4 separate regions of the Homo sapiens genome follow, and all the other regions are linked to region 1. Evidence: chromatin loops called from intact Hi-C (ENCODE). Cell type or tissue: HepG2. All regions are shown on one strand. Links, peaks and the distances in the headings refer to the core of each region. The heading gives the core; the rest is flanking DNA.

Region 1 (7,688 bases), core at 1,822-6,821:
CAGGTGAAGGACTACACCCAGGACTGACAGGCATCAAGCTTCGGGCAGCAACGCCACAGGGCAGAGCCTCCAGGCCTCACTGGCTTCCTACACAGTTCTTGCAGCCCTGCGAAGTGTCTCTAAATCACACAGGCCTTGAGTACCTCGACTTTCACCAAATGGAAGCTTATTTCTCATGTCATCATGCTGCTTAACAGGCAACTATTTTTACCAAAAAGAAAACACACCCTCGAACACCCATTTCTGACATTCTCTATGATTGTTGGCCAAGTGTGGGGTGTCGATGGAGAAAACAGAAGTGGGTACAGTCATCATTCTGGTGTGGGGGCTTCCTCATGAGATTGCCACGCCCACCTGGCCTGGGACGTGTGGTCAGTGACTCGCAGCACCCACCTGTGGCTTAATTTTTTTTTTTTTTTTGAGACAGGATCTTGCTCTGTTGCCCAGACTGGAGTGCAATGGTGCAATCCTAGTTCACTGCAGTCTTGAACACCTGGGCTCAAGCCATCCTCCCACCTCAGCCTCCCAACTGGCTGGGACTACAAGCATGTGCCACCATGCCTGGCTGATTTTTAGATTTTTTTTTTAGAGACAGGGTCTTGCTATGTTGCCCAGGCTGGTCTCAAACTCCTGGGCTCAAGCAGTCCTCCCATCTCGGCTTCCCAAAGTGCCGGGATTGTAGGCGTGAACCACTGTGCCTGGACTGTGGCTTAACTTAAGTGGCATTCTCCAAGTATCACATTGGAGCAGGCCCTCCAAATGTGAGGCAGAAGTGGAACTAGAGCTCTGGGCCTGAGCTGGTGGTCCCTTAATTAAAATATAAAATAAGTTAGGAAACAATGCCAGGTTCCTTTTCTTTTGGTATCTTACTGCTCCCAATTAGCTTACGAGCTTCTTAGGAACAGGGCCAAGATTTTCAGCCACATAATGCTAGATGCATTGTATTTTCTCTTTCTTGAAATATTTATTAAGTGGCTCTTTGGATAGTGGAAAAGTTGGCTGAAAAGACATTTTGGGAAATGAAGGCCTCGATGGCCAGGTTCAAGAATCTGGATTGCATTCAGGGGAGCCAGGAAACCAATGAACCCTTTTGAGAAGGGAAGTGGCTTGATCAAAGGGATGCTCAACAAGGAGCACTTAGCTGACCAAGCAACCATCCAAGGGCACCCAAGTCCACGCACGAAGTCATGCTTCTCCCTGGCCGTGCTTCAGTCAAGCTGTTGATTAAGAACAGGGGCTACGGCATATCTATTGTATGCCAGGCACTCTGCTAGGAGTCTCAATTCCCAAGGCATCTGAGTGAACCATCCTCTTCCCATTTTCCAGAAGAGGAAGCCAAGGCTGAGAATGAGGAGTGACGTGCTCAGAATCACACAACAGGAAGGGTGGAGAATCTCTGCCTGGCACAAAGTGCTTCTTTCTATGTTCTGCCTCGACTTGTCCCCAACCCAAGGGATTCTGAGCTGCTCTGGAGGTATCTGGAATAAGAAGAGACAGATGCAGAGCAGGACAGTTCCAGCTCTTTCTTGGGAACAGCAGTACAGAATGCGAAATGCTTTCAAGCAATAAAACCCGTTATCTGTGCAGAAACCCATCTGTGCTAAGGAGAATTCCGCAGGGATTATTGTCCCCTGGAGACAGGAGAAGCCATTTGGTGGGCTAAAGCATCAAGACAAGACCTTGGCTGATTATAAGTCACATTAGACAATTACATTCTTAGCTCCTGGGAGTAATGATGGCTGGATTTGCTCTGATTTCTTCTTGTTGCAAAATAATGCCTGTTTAGGATATTTTGGCCTTCTGTGTAATAAACCTGTGTATTGGATTGAGTCGAAATATTTGGCACATTAAAAATTACTTTCAGTCAAGGTTTTTTAAAAGCCCCATTTTTCTGTCCACATTCTCCTTCATTCCAGAGACCCTAAATGTACTCTATGTGGAGACTGATTAGTCATCCCGGGTGTAGGACCAGCTCTGGGGCAAACAATTAGGGTTTTCATTTTACTCTTTCATACCCACCATGTTGTGAGTGGGGAAGAAAAGCAGGACTGAGGGATGTTATGGCTCAGGCTAGCTATGTGTGCCCTCTTTATCTCTGACCTTGGGAAGCCCACACACTGCAAAGAGGCCAGCAGGGATCTGGGGACAGGCAGACTTGGATTCTGATCTCTGCCCTGCCTCTTCCTAAACCTGTGACCTTGGGCAAGTTGCTCAACCTCTCTGAGGACTGATCTGTTTCTCTGTAAAACAGGGCAACTAATTGAATTCTTAGGGGATTAAACGAGGCAATGGATACAAAAGCATTGTGACTGTTCAGGAAATGTTAACATGTGGCTGGTAGTTGACAACTTCACTGTTGAGGAGTTCCCAGTCCCCAGCCACAGAGACAAGATTAGCAGAGATTATCTCTCATGGGGCAGAGGAGAATATGGGGGGAAATATGGGCTTTGGGGTCACCCAGACCTAACTTGTGCTCTCCTATCTCTTTGTCCTGAGCCGTTACAATAGCTCTCAGTGCCTCTCTTTTCTTATCTGCAAAATGGGCTTATCATAATACATGCCTGGCAAAATGTGTTAAGATAGCTCATGCCTGAGAGCCAGGTTTATATTAAGACTTTATTGGATGGCGACAAAACTGGTGCCCAGCAAGGGGGCCTGCCAGATAATTCATCAGGGTCCCAGGCATTATCCATGGACAGAATATATTCTCTCACACGCACTTGTCTGCATGGTTTTGAAATGTAAACAGAGGCTATTGCAATAAATGAAATAAATTCTTGCCAAGACACTAGTGAATTCATTTCCTCTCAGCCAATGGATTCTAAGAGGCCGAAAAGGAGAAGTGAAAATTTTGTTTTAGCACTACATAAGGCTTCTCGTACTTGCAGCCAAAGAGGTCAGAGATTTGGTCCCAAGACCAACTTAGAGTCATGTGTGACACTGGGATTCAGAGGCTAGTTGTGGGCCACAGGGAGGAAGCTGACCCCTGGGCTCACCCAGCCCACCCACTCACCAGCTCTCCTTTCCTTCCTGGGTCCCTTGGGGAGGAGAAGCCATCCACCTCATGGAAAGTGCTTTAGAGGCTCCTCTGTGGGTGCCCTACTCTGCACCCTTTGCGGGGACTCTCTGCTTCAGTTCGCAGGACAACCTTAATAGCTAACTGCAGAGAGGACTGAATGGTTAAGTAGCTCCTCCAAGGAAGCAGAGCCAAGTATCAGAGGCCGGTTTCCATCCAGGGATTGAGAGAAGAATCAGGAGCACATAGGCTGTGGCAGTAAAAAGCAGATCCCAAAGACAGTATAGGGCGGCTCGAAAGGGGCCTTCCTACATAGCCACCACCACGTGCTCCGGCGCTACCTCCAGGGGGCTGGGCGCAGCTGGAGGACACAGTTCGGCAGCTTGCTAGAAGCCTCCAGCTCTTCCTTTTCTGTATCCTTCAGGTGACTGTGGAAGGCTGGCCGTGCAGCCTGCCATCAGCCTGGCCTCAGCCGGGGAGGGGGACCTTTCTCCTGGAGGCCACAGAAACACTGAGGACCTCTCAGCTGAGAAGGTCAGATGGAGGTGCTGGATGATTGGAGGAGATCAAACTGATGAGGAAAACGCAAATGGCATCCTTCAGGAGCAAAAGCTGTCTCCTCTTTTACTTCACATGTCCACCCAGCAGCTCTATGAGTTCTGATTCAGCATTGCACTTACCACCCACCCTCCCCGCCTTTTACAGAAAAGGAAACTGAGGCTCCGAGGTTGCGGAGTTGCTTGCTCCAGCTGATGACAAAGGCAGGTAAAGCCAGGGCTAGAGTCCCTTCCCAGCCCTCCAAATGCCGTTAGCGCCATGATCCTACAGCCTCCTCAAAGTCCAGTCAGGCAAACTCTTGCCCTTGTTTCCATTAAACACATATCTTCATCTTTTTCGTACTTTTAATAATAGCAGGAAGTAAATCTGGCCATGTAATGTGAGAAAGGTAATAGTCCCAGGTCAGGAAATCCTGTTGCTTGGAGTCTCTTGGGAATGTTAACTTTCCCACTCTCACCCTACCGGGATCCTGACCTCCTGCACAGTTGGCTTCCTCAGGCAAAACTGGGCCAGAAATTCTGGGCCGTTGGCCAGAGTCAGACCTTCGTCCTCTGGTAGCGTCCGCTGGAAAAGAGGAGGCGAGAGTCACCAGGAGGCTGGCCCCACTCGCAGGCCCTGCCCTCTGCCGGTGGGTCCTATGGATGACACGAGGCCGCACTGGGCTGGAGAAGAAGAGAAGCTCCTGAGACACGCCCACTCTGCAGAGGGAGGCAACCGCACAGGTAATCCATCCTCTCTAGGCTTTTCTGTTCCCGTGCAGTAAGTGAAGTGAAGCAAGGTGAAGAAGTGAAGTGAGCATTCAGGACATGAATTGGCACGTGGTCGGTGCTAGAGGAGCTGGCAAGGTAGACTCTGGTCTCTTCTGTGGTGCTGAAGCTGGGGAAATAAGGAACAATCTCATCCACAGGCCAGGCCTCCGGCGTGCTCGGGAGCTACTGACGGAAACTCCTAGGGAACTTCCCTTGTGGAAAGAACGTAAGCTCCGCCCACTCGGGCAGCTGAGGCCATTGATTCGTTCACTCATTCGCTGGACTATTTCTCCAGCCCATGATCTTATTTTATAACAAGTACAACATTCATTCATTTTTACACATAATTACCTCACTTATTCCATGGAAGAACCCTGCAAGTTTGATGGTTGTAGCATGCAATTATCGATGGTTGCTCATGCAATTATTCATTCCTTCAACATGTAGCAATTGAGCTTCTTCAAATTGCCAGGCATGGGCAGGTGCCCAGAACACAGGCACAGTCCCAACCCTTGAGGAACCTACAGCCTGTTAGGAAGGCAGACCCTGATAAATAAACCATACAAGAAATTAGATCATTACAAGGCCAGGTGCAGTGACTCACGCCTATAATCCCAACATTTTGGAAGGCTGAGGCAGGAGGATTGCTTGAGCCCAGGAGTTCGAGATCAGCCTGGGCAACAGAGCAAGACCCTATCTCTAAAAAAAAAAAAAAAAAAATTAATTAGCCAGGCATGGTGGTGTGCCTGTAGTCCCAGCTAGACATGGTGGTGTGCCCGTAGTCCCAGCTACTAGGGGGGCTGAGGCGAGAGGGTCGCTTGAGCCAAGAAGTTTGAGGTTGTACTGAGACATTGTCCTATGAGACCCTATTCCTAAAAAAGAAAAAAGAAAGAAAATAGTTAATTACAGTGACAAGAAGTGCTTCAAGGGAGAGGTGCTTGGTGTTAAGTGAGCCCCTAACAGAGAGACCTGATGAAGTCTGGGGTCTGTGAACACCTTCTTGAAGAGGTGACCTGTGAGCTGGGGACTGGCAGGGGCTTTTTTCTCCAGTCTGGCACAGATCCCACCTGGGTCATTCATCCAGCATCAGTAAATTACATCACCCTCTGGCCCCTCTGGGTGCTGTGTTTGTGCTCCCACTTTATCATCCCATTGTGGCTGTCCTTTCTTTCGAGGTGCCAAACTTAGCTTGGATTTAGGGTTGTGGATGTGGTGTCTATCCTTGGAGGCAGATGTCTGTCTCCCAGACCATGATGTCTACTTTCTAAAAGTTCAGCACCTGGTTCTGATGCTCCACCAGGTTTGGGAATGTCTGCTGCAGAGATCTCAACCTCCTCTTCTCATATGAGTCCCCAGCAGAATGATAAGACACAGTTCCCATCCTCCAGGAACACGCAGCCCTGCAGGAAAGCAGTGTCATGGAACCATAATGTAACCTGATAAAGGTTTGCACAAGGTGCTAAAGAGGCACACAGGAGGATGCCCAACCCAGCCAAGGAATCAGAGAAGGACTCCTCCCTGGAGGAGGTGATGCCTGAGCTGAATCTGACAGAGTGAGAGGCAAAGAGAGGCAACATTCCAGGGAAAGACAGCAGTGGGTACAGAGACTCAGAAATGAAAGAGAGCAAGGTCCAGCCTAGGAACAAAAGGTAGTTCTGTGCAGCTGGAGAGTAAAGTGTAAAGGACACTTAACACAGCTGGGGGCATTCAGGAAGCCTTCCTGGAAGTGGTGCTCTATGAAATGAGACAATCCAAAGAGCCAATGGGAGCTAGCCAGGGGGAGTAGGGGAAGGATATCATAGACACTGAAGAAGGGAATTATATTAACTAATAATGCTGCAAAACAAACCACTCCAAAACTTAGTAACTTAAAGTGATGATAATCATTTATTATCTCTTTTAGTTTCTGTGGATCAGGATTTGGGGAACAATCTGGATAGTGGTTCTGGCTAGGGGTGTCTCAGAGTTACATTCACCTGTTGACTGGGCTTCCTGGGGCTGTGAGATGTGCTCACTCACAGGCCTGGCACACTGGTGCTGGCTGTTGGCGGGAGGCCTCAGTTCCTCATCCTGTCAGCCTCTCCACAGGGCTGCGCTCAGTGTTCTCACTGACAGGCAACCAGCTTCTGCTGGAGTGAGCGAGGCAAGAGACCAAGGAGAAAGCTGAAATGGCTTTTGTGACCCAGCCTCATAAGTCACAATTATTATTCCATTTGTCAGCTAGGTCAGTCCTGCTGCAACGTGAGAGGGGACCAGGGCCAGAACTAAGTGAGGCACTTGCTTGGGTGCAAAATTTAAAGGGGTAAAAAAAAGCCTCTGTGGTGAAAACAAGTAATATTTTGAAAAATAAAAATGAATGTGAAAACATCCATGGCGACAAAATACCAATCTTTTAAATAAAGACAGGACCCAGCACAGCTGGGATTTGGGTGGGGCGAGTGAGGTGGGACAGGCAGGTATGAGGCTGGACCCTACCCATGTGCATGCATTCCAGGAGGCAGGGGTCATTGCAGGCCATCCTGGAGACTGGCTGGTACAGGGACCAAGCTCTGGGAGGCACGGTCCTAGTTCAGAGCCTGTGAGTCTCCGACGCAGGTGGCCCAGGGGCAAGGAGGTGAGTGGCAGGGAAACCTGCTTCTCCATTGTGAGTCACCAATTGGAGAGGAAGAAATCCACGCACACCACAAACATAAATGGCAGCCTAATTTCCAGGGAATTCGGGTTGGATGTTGTATTCATTTCTTAGAGCTACTGTAACAAATTATCACCAACTAAGTGAATTAGAACAACAGAAATGTATTCTTTCATAGACTCTGGGGGGTGGAAGTCTGCAGTCAAGGTGTCAGCAAGGTTAATAATGCTGTAAAACAGCAATAATCACCATATTATCATTATATGATTATCATATTATTATATGATTACTATAATAATATAATAACATTATTACATCACTGTTATTATACTTCTGGGGCTTATGAAGACGAATCTGTTCCATGCCTCTCTCCTGGCTTCTGATGGCTGCAGGCAATCCCTGGGGTCCTTGGCTTGCAGACTCACCACTCCAACCTCTGCCTCTGTTGTCACAGAGTGTTCACCTCATGTGTTTGTGTCCAAATTTCTCTCATCTTATAAGGACACCGATCATTGGATTAGAACCCACTCACATCCAATGTGAACTCATATTAATTTGGTTACTTTGGCAAAGACCCTACATATCTTTGGGAGACGCAATTTAACCCACCACAGTAGTATAAGGTTATTCGAATGGTGGATTCACTACATCATTGGAATTGGAAGGAAGACAAATATTTAAAAATTCACATTTCATGCATCTGCTTTTTAAAGCATGAACAGGAAGCATAAAG
Region 2 (7,688 bases), core at 1,235-6,234, 54 kb before region 1:
GACTCTATGCACCCCTGGAGTTAGATGGTTAGATGTAAAATGGCATGTGAGCATGGATGAAAAATGTGACTGTGAGCATATGTGTGTGCCAGTTGAGTGCCTATATGAGTGTATTAGTAGATGAACACACACACATTTGACAACCCTCCCCCCCCCACACACACACAAAGAATTATCTGGTGGTCCAAAACATCAAGAGTGCCAAGAATATGCCTGACGAGGTGGCTCACGCCTGTAATCCCAGCACTTTGGGAGGCCAAGGCAGGCAGATCACGAGGTCAAGAGATCAAGACCATCCTGGCCAACATGGTGAAACCCCGTCTCTACTAAAAATACAAAAATTAGCTGGGCGTGGTGGCGGGCGCCTATAGTCCCAGCTACTCGGGAGGCTGAGGCAGGAGAATTACTTGAACCTGGGAGGTGGAGGTTGCAGTGAGCCGAGATCGCACCACTGCACTGCAGCCTGGGGACAGAGCGAGACTCCGTCTCTAAAATAAATAAATAAATAAATAAAATTAGTGCCAAGATTAGAAACCCTTCTGATAATGTAATGAATATATGGATCCTTTCCTAAAAAAATAATGGGGAGTTGCATTGGGAAATGCCATAGAAAGACTATAGTGATTGTATTAATTTCCTAGGGCTGTTGTAACAGCACCACAAACTAGGTGGCAAAACAGCAGAAATGCATGGCTTCACAGGCCTGGAGGCTACAAGTCTGAGATCAAAGGTGTCGGTAGGGTTGTTTCCTTTTGAAGGTGGTGAGGGTGAATCTGTCCCGTGCCTCTCTCCTAGCTTCTGGTGGTTTGCTGGCATTTGGGGCATGGCTGGGCTCCTAGAAGCATCACCCTGATCTCTGCCTTCTTCTTCATGTGTGTCTATTTGTCTGTGTCCAAATTTCCTGCTTTTATAAGGGCACCAGTCATATTGGATTGGGCTAACCCTAATGACCTTATCTTGATTACATCTGCCAAAAACCCTATTTCCAAATAAACCCCTAGTTCACATTCTGAGGAACTAGGGGTTAGGACTTCACTGTATCTTTCTGAGGGGACACAATTCCACCTATACCTACAATGGTACTGCTCCCCTCCGCAGCAGTAGGGTAGTGCAGTGGTTGAGTGCCGACACTGGGGGTCACACTTCCTGGGTTCAACTATGGAGGTGGCATAAGTACAGGAGAAGTTGTGGGGAGACAGGGTTCTAGCCCTGCACTGATAATACGTTCAAAGATTTCTTATCTGTGCCTCTGTGAAGTGGGATGAGGTCAGTATCCACTTCCTATGGAGGTTATGAAAAATAAATGAGTTAATCTGTATGAGGTCCTTGGTCCAGCATCTGACACACGGTAGTGTGACACTCTGAGTGTCAGCTGAGTAAGCACGGCCATCACTGTCGTTTTGCTGGGCACCGAGGGTGGGCTGGCTGGGAAAGGTGTCAGCATGAAGGAAGTCATGGATGACATGGGTGCAGAATCCAGAGCCTGCTTACCTCGCTATGCTTACGGGGCATCCCTACCTAAGGATAAGAGGGAAGGGGGACTTCCATTTAGTGCCAGACACTGGGGCAAGGGCTCACAAAGATCACCGCTGATGCCCATTGCCACCTTGCCAAGGAGACCTTTGTATCTCCATTTTCCTAGTGAGGAATGTGAGGTTTGCAGGCCTTGAGGAATCGGCCAGAACTCCGGCTACTGACTCAGTTCTCCTTCCTCTCCAACCCTCCGCAGGGGTGAAGGGCAGGCTCAGAGGACCCTTCTCCTTCTGCTTCAGCCCTTCCCCAGCTTATCCTGGTGGGCCAAGCCCCGCCCAGGTAGGAAGAGCCCTCTGGTCTCCGCCACACTCAGCTCTCCAGTGCTCTGTCTGTGAAATGGGGGCCAAGGCACCTGCCGATGTGCCCCAGTGGGCTGGGGGCAAGGGCATTGTGAAAGCACATTGGGAATCCTGGCCAGCGCCCATGGACAGAAGGTGCTTGCTGGGTGCCTGCAACATCCCAGCCTTTCATGGTGGAACCCCTTGGGCGCCTTTTCTTCTTACAGTTGGTACATTGGCTCTGGCCTCAAGATCACCACATCCCTCACAAAAGCTAGAGCCCACGTGATTTTTTTCCGTTAAAAAAAAAATCCTTAGTTTAGGCATGTGGACTGTTTGCTTACACATCTGCAAGATCAGCTGTCTTTGCAGTTTAAGTTCAGTGATGCTTGGGGCTGTGGTACCTGCCCTTGGCGGCCCTCAGCTCTGCCCCAGGTTGTCTGGTGAAGCCGCTGGGCTCTGGTCACACTGGCCTGACATCTCTCAGCATCCCCCCAACCCCCACTGAGGCTCTGACTCTTTCTGCCTTGGGCCTTCACATGTTGTCCCCAGCCTGCACACTCCTCCCTCCCCCAGTGTAATTCTCTGCCACCCTTCACATGGCAGCTGTAGAGTCTCTGCTGGGGATACATGTCAGCCATGGGGCAGGGGCTGGGAGGACATTCCCTGGAGACCTTCCTTCACAGCCTGCATTGTTGTGGGATGGATCTGTGAACTTCTGCCACCCAGCTCAGGGAGGTGGTGTCAGGAACGGGGCTGGGCTCTCCTTCCCCTACCATATCCCCAGTGCCCAGTACGGGGCTTGGAACCCTGGAGATGCTCTCTATATAGACAGACGAATGCCTCTTTCCAGGAAGGGAGCTGGCCTGTGTTCCCCTGGCTCTGACAGCTGGGACTCCATGGGCCCAGGGCTGCTGGGCCAGGCCATTGGAAATGACAGCTGACACCTTCGGAGCATGACTAGGTGTCTGGCACCCCTCTGAGCACTTTGCATGTATTAACTTTTATATTCTCCCCAATTACCTACCAGAGAGATACTATAATTAGTCCTACTTTTAAAAACTTTTTATATTGAAATAATTTCACGCTTGAAAAAAATATTGCAAAAATGGTCCAAAAAGTTCCTGCCACACCTTCCCATGGCACAAACGCATGGCACAGTGACCAAAACCAGGACACTGATAACGGTATGACACTGTTGACAATCCATAGATGAGTTTTCCTGTCAATATCCTTTTTCTGCTCCAGGATCTCATACAGGACCACTTTGCACTTGTGGTCCCGTGTCCTTAGAGTGGAGGGTTCTAAGGAGAACCTTGCCTCTGTCCTTGTCTTTCATGACCTTTGCACTTTTGAAGAGTCCTGATCAGTTGTTTTGTGGAAATGTCTCTCAGTGTTGATTTGTCTTATGCTTCCTCATGTTCAAATTCAGATGATGTATGTATTTTTGGGCAAGAAAACCACAGAAGGGAAGCCATGCCCTACTCAGTGCATTGCATCAGGAGCTACTTGATATTGCACGAATCCCATTTTCAAGATGAATAAACTGCAGCACTGAAAAGTCAAGAAACAGATTAGAATGCAGCTAACAGCTCACATCTGTCGAGCACTTGCCCATGCACCTGGGGCATGTATTCAGCCACTTCTACCCCTGGGGCACAGCGAGTGGATCCCCAACTCAGCAGTGAGCAGGGGAGGGAAAGGGTGAGGACAGAGGGTGGTGGATGGGAGCAGCCAGGGTGAAGGACAGAGCCAGCTCCTGCAGCCTCCAGGGAGGGGCCAGGCCCACAGAGGCAGCACTGGGCCACTGTGGTGCCTCTGACCCAGGCAGATAGGGGCAGAGCTCGGGATAGGGGCCGGACCAGACTAAACAAGGCACAACCTGGACTCTCGTTTGGGTGAATCCTCGGCCCCAAGGCTGAGGTTGGCGATAGCGGGGACACAACTGAGGCTTTGCAGGGGGAGCTGAGCTTGCTCTGCAGGCCACACTGAAGGAGTGCCCCCACCGGCCCTCTCCACTGGGCTCTGCTCATGGGGGTGGGTGAGGGGAGAAGGCAAAGTGGGGCAGGGCCCTGGGCCCCCACAGTGTCCCCTGCCAGGCTCCCCCAGCCCAAGCTAGCCATGGGGTTGGAGGGGTGAAGGACGGAGTGACCACAGCTGCCCTGCATTAGGAAAATATGCATTTTAATACAGGTTGCCCACTGCCCTCCCCAGCCTGTTCCCCCGACCACCTACCTCCTCTCTTCAGCTCAACTCAGGGCTCCCCCATGTGGCATCCTGCTCTCCCTCTGTCCAGCCTCCACTCTCTTCCTGCCGCCTGCTCTTCATCTTTTTGAGTGCTTCTCTGGGACCCAACCCATGAGACAACAGCCATCACAGGGCCCCCAGTGCTCCTAGCTCAGGGCACCCTCCAGGAGGCAGCTCCTGCAAGCCTTGCCCTCCACGGTCCCTCAACTCCCCCTCGGCTGCGGGCAGCATCCTGCTGTACCCCAGGGCAAGGGGCAGGATGGGAGATTTAGTTCCTCATAGCCACGGGCAAGGCTGGTAGTATCAGCCCCGCTGTAGGGATGAGGAAACTGAGGCTGCAGCTTCTCTTCAGAGGCTGACAGCGGTCTCTCCTGCTTTTCTTCCTTTTGCCTTGGCAGGACCAGCACAGCTGAAGTTGCTGCCACCTGACTGTGGCCTGCAATTTCCCGATTCCCTCTCCAGGCTTCTCCCCTTCCCACCTCGGCCTCTCTCTAAATCCTACTGAGAGAACCCCAGGTTTAACTTTTCTATTTTTGTCTTCCCATGGTTTTGTTTGCTGTTTCCCTCCCTGCCATCTCTCTTTGGGAGGGAGTGTAATCCGCATAGAGAGGAGAGTCTTTTATATGACTTGAGATTCACAGTAGTTCACAACTCCCACCTTTGTCACCGTCACCCTGGCATCTTGAACCTAAAGTCACTTTCTGCTCTCCATGGCATCTTGAACCTAAAGTCACTTTTATCTTTTGGCCCCGCCTTGCAAGACCCGCCCACTGCTGTGGCCCACTCAGGAATCCCGGACACCAAGTCTATCCCCCGGCATCCCCCTGCACTCCATGCCTTTGAGCATGGAGCATACATTGAGTGCTGGCTTCAAGTTCCCCCACCCAGTCTGAGCCAGAGCCCTGGAGAGAGGGTGGCAGGGACCGATGGACCCTTCTCCAGATGCACACAGCCCAACGTCAGTGCCTCTGGTTGTGACTGTCCCCTACTGTACAGGCATTGGTAGCATCTTTGCCACGTGTACACAGGCTTAGGGCAAAAGTCCCGTGGGCTGATTGGTAAGCTGAAATAGTGCCTTTCAGCCTTACACGTGCTCTGTAATTGCAAGGAAAGCAGCCCGGAGGCCGGCTCCTACCCTCTGGTGCCTCTGCGGTCCCATCTCATCTCAGGTCCCTCCTCTGCTTGTCCCTCCTGGCCCCATGCCCAGTGACCTATTTCCACCTCATTCCCTTCTCTCATCACCTGTGCCCTTCAGCACTTTGCAGTTGAATATGACTCAGTTCCGGCCTTTAAGGGGCCCACAGTGCAGTGGGTTCTCAGGCAGCCTGTGGCCACTGTGCCATGCTGATGTCTTTCCCCTGTGGGCTGGACAGTGGGGACTTTCTGGCTACTGGGCCCATCGTCACATGCACATGCCTTCTTGCTTTTCTCCCTGGAGGCTGGGACAATGTCTTGCCATGGTTCTGTCCCTCATCCCTGGTCCTCAGCCACGGCCATTGCCAGTCAGTGCTTTGTGTATTAGCTGCTTAGTAAATATGCCCAAGGGATGGATTGTAGGCTGTGGAGCAACAGACAAGGGAAGCCCCAGGTTCTGGAGAAGCCTGTGCCCAAAGAGGGGAAGGTATTTGCCCAAGATCACAAAGCTACGGTGGATTTTGTATGTATTGATTGTAGTGCTTTCCAAATGCTCCATTTACTCTGGGATTAAATGAGATATTCCTTGAAAAGCAAATGCTTGACCATAGTAAGCTCTCAATAAAGCTATCTGCTATTGTTGCCATCATTACTTTACATTAGCCTGAGCTACACAAAATTGCCATTTCTGTAGGTCAGCAGTGGTTGAATATTGGCAATTTCATACAGTTCAATGCAATATTTTTCCCCCTCAAAATTGGCGTACTTTGTTTATTAAATGAATATATTTTAAAAGGAACTTTTCATCCGTGTTGTATTAATTGCACTGGTCATAGTAGACGGTAACATGCCCCTACGCACAATGAAAGTAAGGTAATGCTGTTAGATTCTGCTTAGACATTCTTGCCTTCTCAAGACACTGTACTCCCCTTGTTTCAGATGGAGATTAGCAAGAATTCAAGAGGGGCTGAAAGCATTCAGGCCCCACTTTTTCCTTCATGGATCTGAAGAGTTAACAAGACTCTTAAAAATGGAGTTAAGAGGCCGGGTGCGGCGGCTCAAGCCTGTAATCCCAGCACTTTGGGAGGCCGACACAGGTGGATCATGAGGTCAGGAGATCGAGACCATCCTGGCTAACATGGTGAAACCCCGTCTCTACTAAAAATACAAAAAAATTAGCCAGGCGTGGTGGCACGTGCCTGTAGTCCCAGCTACTTGGGAGGCTGAGGCAGGAGAATTGCTTGAACTTGGGAGGTGGAGGTTGCAGTGAGCCGAGATCGCGCCACTGCACTCCAGCCTGTGCAATAGAGTGAGACTCTGTCTCAAAAAATAAAAACAAAACAAAACAGAACAAAACAAAAAACGGAGTTAAGAAACTGTGAAGGCATAACACTCCATCAGGCAGTCAGTGTCACCCCTGGGACCCCCTGAAACTCCTGGAATCTGCCTTGCTGAGGGAACCCCTGATTGGTAGGAGATGCTCTGGAAGGTCGCCTTGAAACGTGGCCGGTACTAAGGCAGCCGAAACAAGGCCTCCCGTGAGCCTGAGCTGAGGCCTGCCCATCTCTGGCCCCAGGCCCACAGCGGAGGGAGGGACCTTCTCTTTGCAGGGTCCAGGGCTGGAAGGAACTGTAAACAGTATCCCATTCAATATTGCGGCTTCCCAGGGATGGACAGCAAGACTCAGAGGAAGAAGGACCTGCCCAGGGTCACACAGCAAATCAGGGTGGTGGGTAGGGACCTCCCAGAACCCAGCCCTCTGAACACTAACCCCTACTCCTTCTGCCCTACTCTAACACCTCCCTCCAAGACCCCTCACTTCTGCTGCCACCACCTGCTCCCCGCCAGGCAGGAGCAGAGGTGCTGGGGGCTTCCTAGGGGATGACTCCCTAGACTGTAACTGTTCTTTTGTTTGTTTGTTTGTTTGTTTTTTGAGACAGCGTCTTGCTCTGTTTCTTAGGCTGGAGTGCAGCGTCATGATTGTAGCTCACTGCCGCCTCCATCTGTGCTCAAGCGATCCTCCTGCTTCAGCCTCCTAAGGAGTTAGGACTGTAGGCATGCACCACCATGCCTGGCTATTTTTTTCATTTTTAAATTTTTCATAGAGATGGAATCCTGTTATGCTGTCCAGGCTTGTAATCGTTCTTGATGAGCCAGTCTTCTTCCCCTCAAGAGGAAAAATGGGGGGTCTCACTCATCTCTATGCCTAGCATAGTGGCTGATGCTGAAAAAACATGTGCTGGACAAAACATCAAAGACCGACCAAGCACCATGAGGTAAGTGCCATTAGCCCATTTTAAAGAAAGAAAAGTTGAGGCCCAAAGAGGTTACATAGCTCACCCAAGGTCACACAGCTGCTAACCAGCGCAGTCAGGCTTAGAACCCGGCTTGGTCCAACACCAAACCCATACTTTTCCCAGCTGATGGTGCTGTCTGACCTCCTTGCATGCCTGCAACGTAGACAGGTCAAAGAGTAGTCCCAATAGCAGACGAGGA
Region 3 (7,688 bases), core at 1,530-6,529, 120 kb before region 1:
ACAAAGGAAGGCTCCTGGTCACAAGTGGCAGGGCTAGGTCTGCCCAAAGCCAGGACTCTTTGAGCCTCCTTCAAGGTGGTTGAGCCCATGCCCCTCATTCTACGGAGCTCAAAAAGGAGACCCAGAGACCTGAATCACCTGCTCCAGGCCCTCTGCAAGAGAGGGCTGAGCCAGCCTGGCCACTGAAGCCTCCCAACCCATGGTGATGTCGCTGGGAGGGAAACCGAGACACCACTCTCTGATCTTACCCCATTCCTGGACCCGCTACATCCCTTCAAGGCAGCCAGTGCAGGCTTGGTTCTCACCCCCATTTTGCAGGTGAGGAAACTGGGGCCTAGAAAGGTAAAGTGACTTGTTCATGATCACACAGCAAGTCAACTGCCTCTGTTCCCAGGATGCTTTCTGTTTTGTGGCCATGGTTAAGAACAGGGCCTTTGGACAGAAACCTAAATCAGTAATCTTGACTCTGCAACCAACTAGCTCTGTAGACTTTGGCAAGTTGTTTGAAGTCAGTTTCTCCCTCTTTAAAATGGAAAAGGATGTTATAGGGTGGTGCTGGGGTCCTTAGCCTGGTACGTCTGCCTGGTACTTTGAAGCACCCCACAAGCAATGACCATTACCATTCCCCGGGAGCCAGCCAGGGCCAGGGTGGGCGCTGGGTCTGCCTGGCTCAATTCCCTCTCTGAATCCAGGCCCCCACTGGACAGAGGCTGCCCCGGGTCTGGAGCTCCTGGCGGAGGTGCACCGCCTGTCTCTCCCAGGAGCGGGAGCGCGCTGAGCCTCTCCGGGGGCCATGCCATTGTTTTCTTCTGCCCCAATCTGTTTTGAATAAACCACGTTTTCATCATCTTGAGCAGTAATCCCCAGCATGAGAGGAATATTGTGAAATGTCAGCCCTTTCTGGAGGAATCTCAGCAACATGTTTTTTAATGTTCAGCATCACATATGGGGACAATAAATACTGAAAATATGTGGAACAGAACAGAATGGAAGAGTGCTTGGCACTCGGCTCTGCTTCCTGCCGCCCTGAGTCTGATTTTTGCATCACAATAAATTAGCCAAGGGTAGGAGAGCCCCAGAGGCTCCCTCATGAGCCCCCTGACCCCAGGAACCAGGCTTTGAATTCCCGGGCTCCAGTCTCCGGGCCCATCCCCAGGTGTTCCCAGGAGAACTACATGCTGGTCCCTCACAGGCCATGCCCCACGGGTGTCACCTGCATCAGCGCTTGGCACACCTGCTAAGCCGAAGCCATCTCCCCGCCTGCAGATGCGGTGCTGAGACTCATGAAAGGGGCGCTGGCTGCTGGTCACAGAGCTGGGGCCAAGCCTGGCTGTGAGGACACAGCGCCTGGTGCTCTTTTCCGGTGAGGGCACAGGCTTCCAAACTGCCAGAGCTGGGAGGACCTCAATGATAAATTCACCTTGTCCATCCTCCTCATCCCAGAGGTGAGGAGGTGGAGGCTGGGGGAGGGAGGAACTCACGCAAGGTCACATAGCATGCTAGAGAGCCCATGTTTGAATCGAGTCTAGACCCTGATGAGATGCTTGACCTTGGACCAGGCATCCAAGCTCTCTAAGCCTCAGTCTCCTTATCTGCAAAATGGGGATGATACTCACCCTTCAGAGCTCCTGGGAGGATGAGGGGAACCACCCACAAGAGGCTCCCAGAACTGAGCTTGTGGCAGGAAGGTCAGCTTCTCTTCCTTCCCCACCTGCATTCTTGTCTGCAGCACGGGATATGAATATTTGCCCTGCCTGCCCTGTGGAAAAGCAGTTGAGGGAAGGGGATGTTCCTCATCAGTGATAAAGCAGTGGCCTACCTGTACATTTGCATCAGCATCATGGCCGGCTCTCCAAGGTGTCCGGGCCCTGGGCAGTTGGCGTCAGCCAGCTGGACAGGCTGACCAGAAAGCACAAATGACCCCAGGGAGGGCCGGCAAGGAGGGCAGGCGAGCTTCTGCTGCTGACTGCATCCAGCCCAGTGGACAGAAGGTCACTCTGGGAGCGTGTGTTCTGCCTTTTAAAGATGCAGAAGTTCAGGTTCAGAGAGGGGAAGCCACTCACCTGTGACTGTCCAGAGGGAGTACCAACCCCACAGGCAAAACCCAGGCATCCCCAGAGGCCAGGCCTCCCGCACTGGGGTGTCTTGGCCACCCAGTGGTTCTTCCCTGCTGGCTTATGCTCTGCAGGCACCTGGGAGGCTGCCCTGCTGCCCACCTCCCTCCATCGTCTGTTCCATGCTGGTCACCATCTCCTTGGGTCTCTCCAAGAATGCATGCGCTAGCTGACAGAGGGGCAGGTCCCAGCCAAGAGAGGACTTGGGTCAGTCTCGACTCTGGCCCTTGCTGTTGGGTGGCTGTGGATCAGTCATTTTACCACTCAGCTTCTCTTTTTCTTTTCTGCAAGGTGAGGGTAACTCTCCTGCCCAGGACTGTTGGGGCTTAGGACTGATTTATAGGACATCCCTGGCAGCTAGTAGGTGCTCAATAAATGAGTCACTGCTGCTTTCTGGGATGAGTCTTCAGGCTTTTCTTCCTAATCTGCACCGGTTTCCATCTGTGCAGGGCCTGTTTTGACCTTGTCTCAAGCTCCCCAGGGTGCCCCCACAGCACAATTTTGGTTCCAGCACCCCCCTCTGCCCCGCCCCTCCCCTGCAGCAGCTGGTTCTCCAAGGCCTTACATATAAGTGAGTCATCTGTTTTGGTCTGGGTCCTGTTGGGGACACTGCCTCTCTCAATCCCTGGCCAAGTGACCTGGCTCTTCCCCAGCAAATCATGAGAAGCACTCACCTACCCACCCCTCCAGCCAGCCACCCACCCCTCTGCTGGTCCCCTCCTCTGCTCCGTTTCTCCAGCCATTCCTGTGTTTGGGCTTTCACATCCCCCTTTACTTCTCTTCTTCACTGATTCATTCACCTCCTGGGCCAGCACAGGGCCTGGCACATAATAGGTGCCCAGTAAAAATGTGTCCACCGATTAGTCCCTCAGCCATGTGTTTGCCCCTTTCCCAATCTTTCATTCAGCAAACCTTTATTGACCTGCCTCCCGACTGCTCAGGGAATTTTTGGGACTGGATCTTGGCAGGGGGAGTCCCATGAAAATGGCCAGAAGAGGAGAGGAGGAGTCCCAGGGCTGGGGGAAGGCAGCAGGGGAGGTGGTTTGAGGTGCTGGCCAGGAGTGGAGGAAGCGCTCAGCCTCTCAGGGAAGCTCAGCTGGGCAGGGCTGGGATGAGCCTGGGAGGGGCAGAGTGGAGCTTCGGCTTGTTTCGGATTAGGAACTCCTGACCCTAGGATGAGTGGGGTAGATGGGGCTACAAAGAGAGAGAGATAAAAGAGCAGGAGAAGGGGCTGGGGGATACCCAGGCGGAGGAGGCCTGGTGTTCAGGTGCCCACAAGGGGCCAGCATGAGTAAGGAGAGAAGCCCAACATCCTCTCTTCTAGGACAGAATCCAAGGTTTGCTCAGTAGTTGAGGAGAGAGGGCCTTAAAGGGGAGCCACCTGGTGGCAGCATACCCAAATTACCGACTAAGCCCTCAGATGAAATGGTATCTGGAGTGGGAGGTGTCATCCCTGCCACACCTGGGCAGTGCTGAGCAGCTGGACTTCCTCTGAAAGCCTGAAGGGACAGTGTCCACACAGCCCTCCCTGCTCTTATCTGTGTTACCCCGGAGGCCTGAGGCAGTGACTGGTGATGGCTATGTTCACAGGGCTCCTGTATAGCCCTGAAGCGTCTGTCTGGCCCTGAAATCTTCCCCATACTACAAAATGACTACCCTTCAATCCCCCACACACAGAGCTCCTGGAAACCAGGCCAAGGAGCCCGGGGACGTGGGTGGGACAGAGTGATGGGGAAATCATGCCAGGGAGGGCGTGCCGGGTTGTAAACGCTTCCACCCTGGATCCCCATTGGGTGGATCCCTCGGAAAGGGCTATCCCCCACCACATACTGAAGGATAGCAGGAAGGCAGGTGGCCCCAGTGTGGGGTAGGGTCCCCTTGGCCAGGGTAGGAACTCTGACGAGTCAGAACCCAAACCCGATCAAGCCCACTGCTGTCCACGGCCCCCTAGAAATTGTGACTGTGACTTCCTTCCAATCAGCATGGCTTCTGGGCTGGGTCTCTGGACAGGCCTTGAGGACATGGGATCCCATCCGGCCAGGCCACAGAGGAGAGCGAGACCCTGCAAAGCTGCATGGTCAGTCCAGGCCACGCAAACTCTTGGATCTCCACTTTTTGGCTCAGCTGCCCCCAAAGTCATCCTTGGCTCTATTTGCTCTCTAAGCCTCAGCAGTAATATTAATAAGGATAATGATAGCAATGGCTCCCTGGGTTCTGGGCTCTATTCTAAACTCTTACCCCATTCAGATTCATTTCATCCTCACAACCACCCCAGCAGGCAGGAGCTACTGTAAATCCCATTTTACAGGTTGAGAAGTGGAGGTAATTTGCCTGGGTTGCACGCTGTTGCTACGTGCCGGCGCTCCACACCCAGCCCTCTTAAACATGGTGTGGCTGGCAGTGGGGGGTGGGAGCCAGGTGGTGACCCCAGTTGCATTCTCAAACAGTGGCTTTATTTCACAGGGTGAAAGGCAGGGCACTGGGTGGTAAGACAGCCTGGAGGATGATGAAATGTCATTGGGAGCCTTGGGCCTCGGGGTCTGGCTCCACTTTGGTCCAGTGGTCCAGGAGCAGTGTGGAGTGGGTCCTGCAGGCCCAGGATGGGGCCACCCAGGGGCTTTAAAGCGGGTGGCTCTATGCCCTGGTGACCACCCAGTCCCTCTGCCCTGCTCAGAGCCTTCCTCTCCTGGGAAATTTAACAGACAGCTGGGCTTCTGCCCAGTCCCTCCAACCCAACAGTCTTCACTCTGGCTCGCCCACACCTCTCAGGAGGCCCCTTGTGACGTGGTGTTTTCACACGTGATCTCATCAGCGCCCAGACCCAGCCTGGAGACCTGCGTTCCCTCTGCCTTGGCCCCCTTCCTGGGGGCCCCTCCAGCCTCTCTCATCTCCCAGCCCTAGGGCCCCTCTTCACGGTCCTTCAGGCCTGTAGAATTATGTCCTGATTCCTTGCCATTCAAAGCCTGCTGTGGTCAGGCCCCAGCCAACTGCATCTCTCCCTGTTTCCACCAAACCAGTGGCAAGACAACCCTGAACCCCCTCCCCTAGCGCCCTGCCAGAGCCAATGCTGTTCCCATTACCCAGAAATTCTCCTTGCTCCATCCCCCACCTTAACTCACTGACACCCTGCCCATCCCTTGAGATCCATTCCAAATGCCCCCTCCTCCAGGAAGCCTTCCTTCACTGAGGATTCTGAACCTCTGCTACATCTTTTTAGCTTTCCCAAAGCCTCCCTCATCCTTCAGTAGTTTCTTGAGAAAGAGTATATGGGAGGTAAATTTTTGAGAAGTTTTATGACCCACATTTTTATTCTACCCTTATGCTTGATTAATTTACCTGCATACAAAATTTCAAAATTTTGCTCCACTGTCTTTAAGCAACCATTGTCCAGTGCTACTCTTTTGCCTGATCCTTCATAGGCAAAGTAATTTTTTTAAAAATCTCTGTACATGTCTCCAATTTAGGAGCTTTTTTGGGGTTCTGGCCGGCTTTTTGGACTTCCTGTTTTTCTATAAACCTCGGTTTCAGCTTTCTCCACAGGGCTAAAGAAACGACCCTTCTCCTATCTGCATTCAAGCTTCTGAAATTTTACTGATGCCTCCTCTATCATACTCTTTGTCTTAGCAGATTTTCACCTTTAAACATCTCTTTACTGTCATGCCAGGGTGTCTCAGGAGTAGGCAGGGATAAATTCGTGTGCCCCATTAGCCCTATTTGAGAAGTCCCTTGGGAGCTAGCTTTGAAGTGCCTCCTGGCTACAAAGGCTTGGCGCTTTGCTCCCAGGCACCCGGGCTGCCCTCTTGAGTCACCTATGTAGGGCCCTGGTCTACGTGGTGAACGTCCCTAACCAGGAGCAACTACAACAAATCAATGAGGGCCTGTTTGTGGGTCTGCCGTGACGTAAGCGACGTGCTTGTTTAAGTGAGGCCCTCCACAACCTGCATCATAGCCGTTCTTATGGTGAAATGTTGACTGAGGCTGGATCCCAGTACTCAGGGAAAGACAAAAGTCTCAGGCCTGGATGGGTAGGGAATCACTTTGCAATAGGGGAGGAAGGGCTTGTCCACACAAAAGAACGATTCCAATGGACAGTGGATGCAGAAACACGGCCCTACCCTGTTGTTTGTCAGTAGTAGCCCACGGTCATAGGGGTGTCGAAGGCCTTACTTCTCTTCCTATGCCCTGCCCTGCTCTAAACCCAGCGGGCAGAGGGCAGTCCGCTGCACCCAGAGTCCCTGAGGCAGCTCTATTCCCGGGCAGCTGTTAAGCCACTGAGTGTCTGTTGCGCATTAACTACTATTACTGTTGCACATGGTGTGACGGACATCAGGGAACTCCAGGAGTTTCATGCCAGGAGTGCAGAGAGGGTTGGAGTAGTGGAGCAGTGCGTCAATCAGACAATCAAAGAGGGAAGGCAAGGAGGAAGGGGAGAGAAGAAGAGTTATTGCGGCCCCACTTATATTTGGGGTAGCCATATAATTTGTAATCCAAAGCGGGACATGTTTGAGAGTGTGGGGCACTATGAATAATAATGCAGGACCCCAGGCGTAACCTGGGCGGTCCCAGGCAAGCTGGGCTGTAGTATGGACTCCCTCCCACTTCAGTACAAGATCTCACTGAAGCCCTAAAACAGTCCTATAATTGGATGGCATTGTCTCCTCATGAGGGGACAGTCTCTCCGAGAGCACAGGCTCCCTGGTTCTGGGCTGTGTGTGAGTGAGGTTATGTGTGTGAGGTCATGAAGCCGGAGCTGGCACTGGATCTCAGGTTGGTATGATTCTGTCTTTTCAGCCTAAAACCTGCCTGTTCAGAGACGAGGTTGTTTGACGGGCTAGGTTAGGGGGTCAGGGCCTAATGGAAATAGGGGACTGGAAAGATTGGGAAGATTTTCCAGGCAGCTCAGGTACCCAGCGAGCCTGGGGGTTAGTTCCAGGTCCAGGCTCCTTAGGGCCACAGGAAACCTCGAGGCCATGGCCTGCCTGTGCTGGTGGGATCGAGTCAGCAAATCCACATCCCCCTGACCCAGCCATGCTCTTGGGCCCCATCAGAGAGGCCCCACGGGATTTTCCCCACTGTCTTTTCACACCTACATAAATCTGTGCACATGGTCACAACACAGAGAGTTAGGCCAACACAAGCTATACAGGTGCAATCCACTTGAAATGTGGATGTCTGCAACTTCACAGATATGACAAGAATACGCACGCGCAGACGTCAACATGCTCCATACACACACCCAGTAACCCTTACTTCGGCTTCATGTGCAATGTGTGCATAGGGGCCTCGGGCGGAGACTTTCAACAGTTACCATGTGCCTCACCCCCATGACACTCCCAACCTCTCTCCTGGGAACCCCTGCCCCCCTCTCGAAGGGTGGCAGCTTTGGGGCCCAGCCTTTATGCAAATGCCAAGCCACAGCTCACTCCATCTTTTCTCTCCTCTCTAATTGACTGTTTTCCCTCCTTGCTGGGACTGCGGGAGCCCCGGGTCGGCATTCAGAAGGGCTCTCCCCCCACTGCCCGGCCCCTCCAACCCGAGCTCCCGGCCCTTTTAATCTAGTTACTTTTCCATCAA
Region 4 (7,688 bases), core at 1,379-6,378, 130 kb after region 1:
ACTAGTTGGTCAATTTTTCACAAGGGTATGGGTCACTGATTCTGAAACTATTTTACATGCCTTCTGGAACTGAGCAAATCAGTCAATAGATGATGGATAAGGAGATCAAAGATACACCAAGACGGAGAACCCTGTGATACTGGATTAGAATTAGGGGTGTCAGTAAGAACTCGTGGTTTTTAATGTGTATACAGGTGTGTGTGTGTGTGTGTGTGTGTGTGTGTGTGTGTGTGTGTGTATTTCCTAGTCTAGCTGCTGGGAGTGCCTAGAGGTAATGAGAGCCTGGTGGCAATGAGCACAGCCAGCACCCAGATCTTGATTTCTAAACACCAGTCTCAATACAACAAACCAGGGCTTCCAAGAGAAACAGCTCGTTCCAGGGCCAGGTCAGAGAAAGGACAGGAGGAGTCGGCAGCATCTCTTGATGCTATAGAGCAAGGAAGCTCCCAAAAATGATGTGGCTGCGGCAAACCACACGGGAACCATGGGAAGGGGGTCCCCAAAATGATGTGGCCGCGGCAAACCATACAGGAACCATGGGAAGGGGGTCCCCAAAACGATGCGGCCGTGGCAAACCACACAGGAGCCATGGGAAGGGGGTCCCCAAACTCAAAACCATGCGGCCGTGACAAACCACACAGGAACCATGGGAAGGGGGTCCTGATGGCCACAGCTGGGACAATTTGAACAACAAAAGTCATGGTCCATAGCCATAGAATAAAATAAGAATCCATAAGTCTATATGGATATGGAGAAATGAATGAATACACACATGAGGCAGAAAGGAAAGCTCTTACTCACAGAAGAATTCCACTAATGAAATGTAAAAGGAATGCTGAACATAGAAAAATCTCTATTCCATAAACACCTCAGCAATCATTGTTTTAAGCAAGAATCATGAATGGATGTTAAAACTAGTAGGCAAAAATATGATAAGAAATAAGCTACTTACATAGCCTCAAATTATCTCCTCACAGATACTTGTTAATTACAAAGGGAAAGAATGGTAAGTGAATAGTGGAGAAATTGGACATCCCAGCCCTCCGAGAATGAGAAGGACAGCATTCTTTCTGCGAGATTCCTGCCAAAAATGCATAACCCAAATCTAATCATGAAGAAACATCAGACATAACCCAATGGAGGGACATTCTACAAAATCACTGGCCAGTACTCAAAAAAAAAAAAAAGCAACAACAACAAAAGAAAACAAGATAAAGCGAGACTGGGAAGCTCTTTCAGACTAAAGTAGACAATTAAATGGGCAAATCTAAATGAGACCTGTCAATGAGATAAATCTAAGTGAGATTTGTAGGTTTGGTGATCATATCGTGCCCATGTTCCTCTCCTAATTTTGATCATTGTACTGTGTTATGTAAGATGTTAATATTTGAAGAATCTGGGTGAAGAGTATAATGGGAATTCTTTGTACTATTTTTGCAACTTTCCTGTAAGTCTGAAATTATTTCAAAATGAAAAGTGAAAAAAGAAAGAGAAGGAGAGGCTGGAGAGAGACCACACTCAGTCCCTCTGGGTGGAGCTGGTATGGGGCCTGACTCAAGCAAATGGGAAAGGAAATTCTGCCACCCTCAGACGAAACATCTGGAACCTGAGCTCTGATGATGACGGCCTGGCCCTGCCGCCTTTTAGAGACGTGTACTGGAATATTTCCAGATGAAATGCTGTGAGGCCTGGTTTTGCTTCTAAGTAATGCAGGAGAGGGGAGTTGGTCGGGGGTGCAGATGGGACAGAACTGGCTGGGGGTTAGGGCGTTAGGGTTGGTGGAGTTAGAGGGTGGATGCCCGGGGCTCATTATTCTCTTCTGTTCACTTTGGTGTAGGTCTCCAAAATAAGTTTAAAAAAAAAAAAATCCAGACCAGGCACAGTGATTCATTCTTGTAATCCTGGCACTTTGGGAGGCCAAGGTGGGAGGATTGCTCGAGGCCAGGAGTTTGAGACCAGCCTGGGCAACATAGTGAGATCCCATCTCTATGAAAACAAACAAAAAAAATGAAAAAAACAAAACCCTCCAGAGGCAATTCTTGGCCTGGTCAGGAGGGGAAGGAAGATGCCTGAGGGATGGCCAATTCCACTCCCTGCCATGCCCCTTATACCCTCCCCTCTCAGTGTCTGTCCCCACCAGGCCCTGTTCAGCCAGCCCGGGGCCTCTTCAGATTCCTCTCCAAGCTGAACCCTGATCCCCCAAATCCTGATTCAAGAAGCCCTCAGTGGAGGGTCCTCGTTTCCACCCACCTGCCCCTGCCCTTATGGGAGAAATGAACTCTAACCTGAGGTCCCTGGCCACGTCTCCCTGAAGCCCCTCCCCTAGCCCTGCTTCCTCTTCCTCCCCTGGGAGGAACGCTGCAGCGTGAGAGTGTCCTGCTGGCCCAGCCGGCTCCCGGTGGGGGTGCAGAGGAGGCCTGCTGTTTGTAGTTCTGATCTTCCTCTGTGTTGCAGGATGCTCTGCATGCCTGGACACCCCCAAAAGCCATCCACACCTTAAGTCGCTGGGACCACCAAAAATGTGTGCATACCATGGAGAACAACAATGCTGGCCTTTCCTGGTCTTCGTCGCCAAAAATCTGCTGTCGCAGGAGGTAGCACGTACCTGGTGCGATAACATGCTGGGGAAGGGGCAGCGGGAGAACATCAGCCTCTCCACCCTACCCAGACCGGACCATGGGTGCCCAGGCCGAGGGGAGAATGAAGAGACAGGGAGGGTCCACAGGAGGAGGCATGTGGTGGATCCCAAGGTGAAAAGCCCAAGATGGGCTTTCAGGACCTGAGGGCAGAGGGGAACTGAGCCTGTGCCCCATGGAGTGCCTGAGTGTCAGAAGATGACCATGGCACTGCGGAGATTCCTGTGCCATCGAGGGGCACGGGAGCCATCACGTGCTCTCCTTGCCCATGCTCCTAGGGTGGCTGAGAAGCTGCAGGGGAATTTGGGGGCCTGAAGGGCCTGTGGGCACAGCCACAGTGGAACTCATGCATGGATGCCTCTGAGGACATCCAAGACCAGGCGCTCACACACGCACGTGCGCTCCTCACAGTCCTCACACTCTGAAGCATCACCCAAGGCCCTAACCACAGAGCCCATGGCAGTGAGCAGCGGGAACCAGAATGCACTCAGGCCCAGCGTCCTGGTGCAGCAGACACAAGAAATAGAATCCATGTCCAGCTCTGGGAGATACACGAAGTGCCCCCTCTGGCACACCTGCGTGTGTGCTTTCTAAAAGACTAGAAAGCAGGAGGCAGCATCGTGCCGTGAAATGCCTGCCATGAAGCAGGCGGCCTTGTAGGCTCAGCACTGAGCCAGAAACACCAGACATACAGCCGACCAGGAAACTCAGGCCAGCCTGGGGCTCCCTGCCACACGCACAAGGCAGGGAAAGAAACCGAAACATAGACCGTTGCAGGTGAAGCCCCTGTACTCGGTGTCTGTTGCTATGCTGGGTTCATCCTGACTCAAGCCTCCAACACACCTGGGCTCTTGGACAAGGGCTAGGTCAGACGCACAGAACCCACTGTCCCGGGCCTCCCTCCCCTCCTTCCAGACCGGCCCTCGATTTTCTTCTCGGAAGAACTGCTGTGGAGTCAGGTGTCCCAACTGTGACATTGGGGCGCCACCTGGTGGTCATTATGCATAGTACTGTTCCTCCTGAACCCGTGTGTGTGTGTGTGTGTGTGTGTGTGCGCGCGCATGTGCGTGTGTGTGTGTGTGTGTGTGTGTGTGTGTGTCCCCGTCCCCATTTGAGTTCAATGGGCCACTGGCCAGGAGCAGCTTGGAAATGAGTAGCCTTTACTGCCTGGCAAACCTGATTTCAAATCCCAGCTCTGCTACTTACTTAATAATTGATCTTGGACAAGCGACTTAAATTCTATGAGCTTGCTTGTTCATCTGGAAAATGGGCATAATAGTATTCCTTCCCTTGAGCTGGGCACAGTGGTTCACACCTGTAATCCCAGCTACTCATGATGCTGAGGTGGGAGGATCACTTGATCCAAGGAGTTTGAGACCAGGCTGGACAATATAGTGAGACCCTGTTGCTAAAAAAGCAAATATATTAGCTGGCTGTGGTCGTGCACACCTGTAGTCCCAGCTACTAGAGAGGCTGAGGCAGGAGGATCACTTGAGCCCAGGAATAAGAGGCTGCAGTGAGCTGTGATTGCGCCACTGCACTTCAGCCAGGGCAAGAGTGAGACCTCACCCCTAAAAATAATAGTAAAATTAATAATAATAATATGCCCTCCATTACTGGGTTGTTGGAGGGTGGTCATAAACTGAAGCCACCACCGATTCTTCTACCCATGGTCAGCAGTGCTGTTTTCACACGGGAGGCCGGCTCCTGCACGAGGGCACAGGTTTCATGATGGATGACTCTTGTTTCTTCCCGCTGCCTCTCAGTCATGTTCCTGCCTCACATATCCCTCACCACCGAGTGCAGTCTTGAACTCACAGCAGGAGCTCCCTGGAGTCAGTGGGCACCCATCCTCAGCCCAGCACAAGCCCTGGCTGATGTGCTTGGTCTAGTGCCTTCTTTGTTCATACTTTTAACTGAGGGCTGCTGTCTGTTTGGAGCTGGTTCCATACCAAACAGCATTAATGGAGGCTCGGCAGGATGGGAGCAGGGCCAGCTCAGTGTAGGGTCTGGTCTGCCTGAACAGGGCCTGGAGTGTGCCTTGAGGGGGCATTCAGGCCTCTGCAGATGCACAGAGCAAGGAGAGGGTTGGGGAGCAGCCCAGGGGCCGGCCAAATGGGTCACTGCCAGCTATTGAGGGTTGGGCTGGGCTTATCCCAAGGGGCACAGCCAGTAAAAGTGGGCCCCAATTGCAAAGCCCAGATGTGGAGTGTGCTTTCCTTATAAGCCTCAAGGCCCCCATTCCTGTCCACAATTATACCTCATTAGAAATAGATGATATGGCCAGTGGCTTTCAGAGGGCTCCAGGGGAGGTTTTCCCTGTGGTAGTGAGAGTACACTTGCTCACCAAAGGAGAGAAGGCAGGCGCGCCCCGGGTACCAGCCAACCCCACTCTACAGCTCAGGCTGCCCCACCCAAGCCTGCATGAACTGCCCAGGAGGAGAGATTGGGTCCACGCTCCACTCACCAGCCAGACCCATCTTGGACATCTCACAATCTTCCACCCTCTCTCTTCAGGACCTGGCTGACCCCATGCAGCACCTGCTCACATCCTGAGCAGCAGAGAGGAGCTGCTCCTCTGTAGGACTCAGGAAGCTCACTAGCTGGGCAAGGCCAGGACAGGCATCCACAGCAGAGGAAGCCACGTGGGCCGAGGCGTGGGACAGAGGTCACGCAGGGGAACAAGGAGGGACTGCGGGCGGGGTGAGAGGCTGAAAGCCTATGGCCCCAGACACCTGCTCGGGGTTTCTGCCCTGATCTACCTGGGGCATGATCAGATGAGACCCCACAGATAAACTTGTTTTGTGAATTGCAGACACCGATCAGTGCTGAGCGAGTATTCTAGCTCTAGCTCTGGGAGCATCAGAACTTGGAGAGGTACAGGCCAACTTATCCTCTGTTCCTGATCCTCAGCTCCTCATACTCAATATTGAAATCCAAAAAGCTCCCCCAAAATTCAGTTTTTTTCTTTTTTCTTTCTTTTTTTTTTTTCTTGAGATGGGGTCTCGCTCTTGTCCCCCAAGCTGGAGTGCAATGGCATAATCTCGGCTCACTGCAACCTCCACCTCCCCACTTCAAGCGATTCTCCTGCTTCAGCCTCCTGAGTAGCTGGTACTACAGGTGCCTGCCACCACATCCGGCTAATTTTTGTAGTTTTAGTAGAGATGGGGTTTCACCATGTTGGCCAGGCTGGTCTCGAACTCCTGATCTTAGGTGATCTGCCCGCCATGGCCTCCCAAAGTGCTGGGATTACAGGTATGAGCCACAGTGCCCGGCCCAAAATTCGATTTTTAAAGGAAATCATTAGGTAGCGACACCTGCCCTGTCCCAAACTGCAGCCATTTCCGGTCTGACTCATCCCGCTTTGTGGGAGGTCGTTCATCACGGTGGAGAAAGCTTGGCGAGTTTGATGAGCGGTGCTCCCCAGGCCCCCCTGAGGGTGTTCTGTGACTGGCAGTGTTGTTTAAAATCTGAACATTCTGTGTTCCAAACCACAGCTGGCCCCAAGAGTTTTGGATTGGGGTTTATGGACCCCGATCCATGAGGGGCAGAAGTTGAAAAGATCTCCAGGCTTCTCCAAAATTTGACGTTCCTAGAACTATTTGTAACTTATAATTCTAATTCACTTATTTCTCGCCTCTTTTCTAATTGTTAACACTACACTGCGGTAGATTCCAATTTTTAGTTGTATATTGCTACATTTTTTTTGGTCAGTGTTCTGGTCAGTTATTTAGACCACATTGCTTTAGTCTGAAGGCTTGAGGGCAGTCTTTAATTTAAAACAGCTTAAAACATCCTTCCTTTCTGTCTCCTTCCCCATCCCACGCTAGGCCATCAGAGCATCATAGCCAAGCTGCAGTTGCCTCCCGCCGTCTTCTCTCTGGCCCTGCCTTGGGCTCTTGGCCTGCCCTGTGTCCCGGAGCTTCTGGCCCCTCTGGGAGCCTATGGTGCCTTCCTCAGATCAGTGTGTTTAGATTCTGAAATGATGCAAGGACAGCAAGGGAAACCAATGATCCTGAAAAACAGTTGTCAAAATGTTTTACAATTGTGGCACAGACTTATATGTACAAAGTAGGAAAACCACAAGTGGTACTTTGAGCCACCTAGAAGGATGATACTGTGAAGTGAACCTCTTTGTGATGGTGTGTGCTAATGAAACTGGTTTTGGCCTTTTTTCTCCCTCTGCTGTGGGTGCCCGTCCTGGCCTTGTCCAGCCAGCCAGCTCCCATCTGTCCTTGCTTCCAGCTTCCTCCCAGCTGCCAGAGATGTGAGCAGGTGTTGCGTGGGGCTAGCCAGGTCCCAGGGACAAGAGATGCAGGGTTGTGAGGTTGTGGATTGGTTTTGGTGGTTTGGTGATTGCTGGTTGGGCTCACGCTCAGCTCCTACCACATGCCCCGCCCCCCACCACAGGGCAGCTCCCTTCTTCACAGCCAGCAGGACAGTCTTCCAGGCTTCAGGGCTCTTCCTTCCCATCACACTCCCTTTTCAGTCTCACCTGATTAGGTCAGGCCCACCCGAGATAGTCTACCTGTTGATGAACTCAAAGTCAACTAATCTGGGACTTTAATTACATCTGTGAGATCTCTTTGCCTTTGTCATATAATGTAGCCTAATCACAGGAGGAAATCCCATAATATTCACAGTCCTGCCCACACTGCAGGGGAGGGGATCATATGGGGCATGTGTACCAGGGACCTTGGCAAGGCGATCTCAGAATTCTGCCTGCCCAGGCCTCTGCCTCTGACACCTCAGAATTGGAGACTCTGTGTCTGCGTTTGGTGAGTTAGGTCCATTTAACCTTTTCCCACTCTGTCAGCTCCCTACGCATCCAGGCCTGACTGCTGAACAATTCAGTCACAATCAGTTTCTTCTCCGTGATCTGGAGACTAGCATGTTTTATTTCACAGGGGTTTACATAACTTTCTGGAGAATCAGAAGCATAACATAAATGAACTGGATTGCATTATCTATCCTGCCAAAATCTCCACCCACTGCACAGAACAGCAAGTAAAAAAAAAAAAAAAAAAAAAAAAAAAAGGCTCACTTCACACA

Evidence for each region. Hi-C counts contacts between places; a loop is a spot of excess contacts. Peaks named below come from ENCODE experiments on the same cell type or tissue, not always from the same donor. Only the 100,000 strongest peaks of a DNase experiment are listed, where the experiment ranks them.
Region 2: a loop joins it to region 1, with 6 times the contacts of the local background. A loop is called at or near these places in 14 of 110 quality-filtered maps.
Region 3: it touches region 1 in a loop (9-fold over the local background); 4 of 110 quality-filtered maps call a loop at or near these places.
Region 4: a loop joins it to region 1, with 5 times the contacts of the local background. A loop is called at or near these places in 39 of 110 quality-filtered maps.

The regions. Positions count from the first base shown.
Region 1 is chr2:120,548,875-120,556,562 of GRCh38, forward strand. LOC105373585 (a long non-coding RNA gene) reads right to left here and starts at 5,773. Exons shown (of 4, transcript XR_001739681.3): 1 at 5,603-5,773; 2 at 4,675-5,195; 3 at 3,014-4,450. RefSeq lists an enhancer at 2,989-3,138 and a silencer at 4,153-4,282. In HepG2, for the core only: a CTCF peak has its summit at 4,198 (motif pointing left); DNase peaks (open chromatin) are centred at 2,157, 4,197 and 5,967.
Region 2 is chr2:120,495,055-120,502,742 of GRCh38, forward strand. No RefSeq gene overlaps it. Among named protein-coding and RNA genes, the nearest start is that of LINC01101, 33 kb to the left of the region's middle. RefSeq lists an enhancer at 3,737-4,242. In HepG2, for the core only: a CTCF peak has its summit at 4,076 (motif pointing left); a DNase peak (open chromatin) is centred at 5,227; H3K27me3 peaks cover 4,209 bases.
Region 3 is chr2:120,433,903-120,441,590 of GRCh38, forward strand. No RefSeq gene overlaps it. Among named protein-coding and RNA genes, the nearest start is that of LINC01101, 29 kb to the right of the region's middle. In HepG2, for the core only: a CTCF peak has its summit at 3,507 (motif pointing left); DNase peaks (open chromatin) are centred at 3,529 and 5,989; H3K27me3 peaks cover 3,299 bases.
Region 4 is chr2:120,676,837-120,684,524 of GRCh38, forward strand. No RefSeq gene overlaps it. Among named protein-coding and RNA genes, the nearest start is that of GLI2, 55 kb to the right of the region's middle. In HepG2, for the core only: a CTCF peak has its summit at 3,611 (motif pointing left); a DNase peak (open chromatin) is centred at 3,605; H3K27me3 peaks cover 3,227 bases.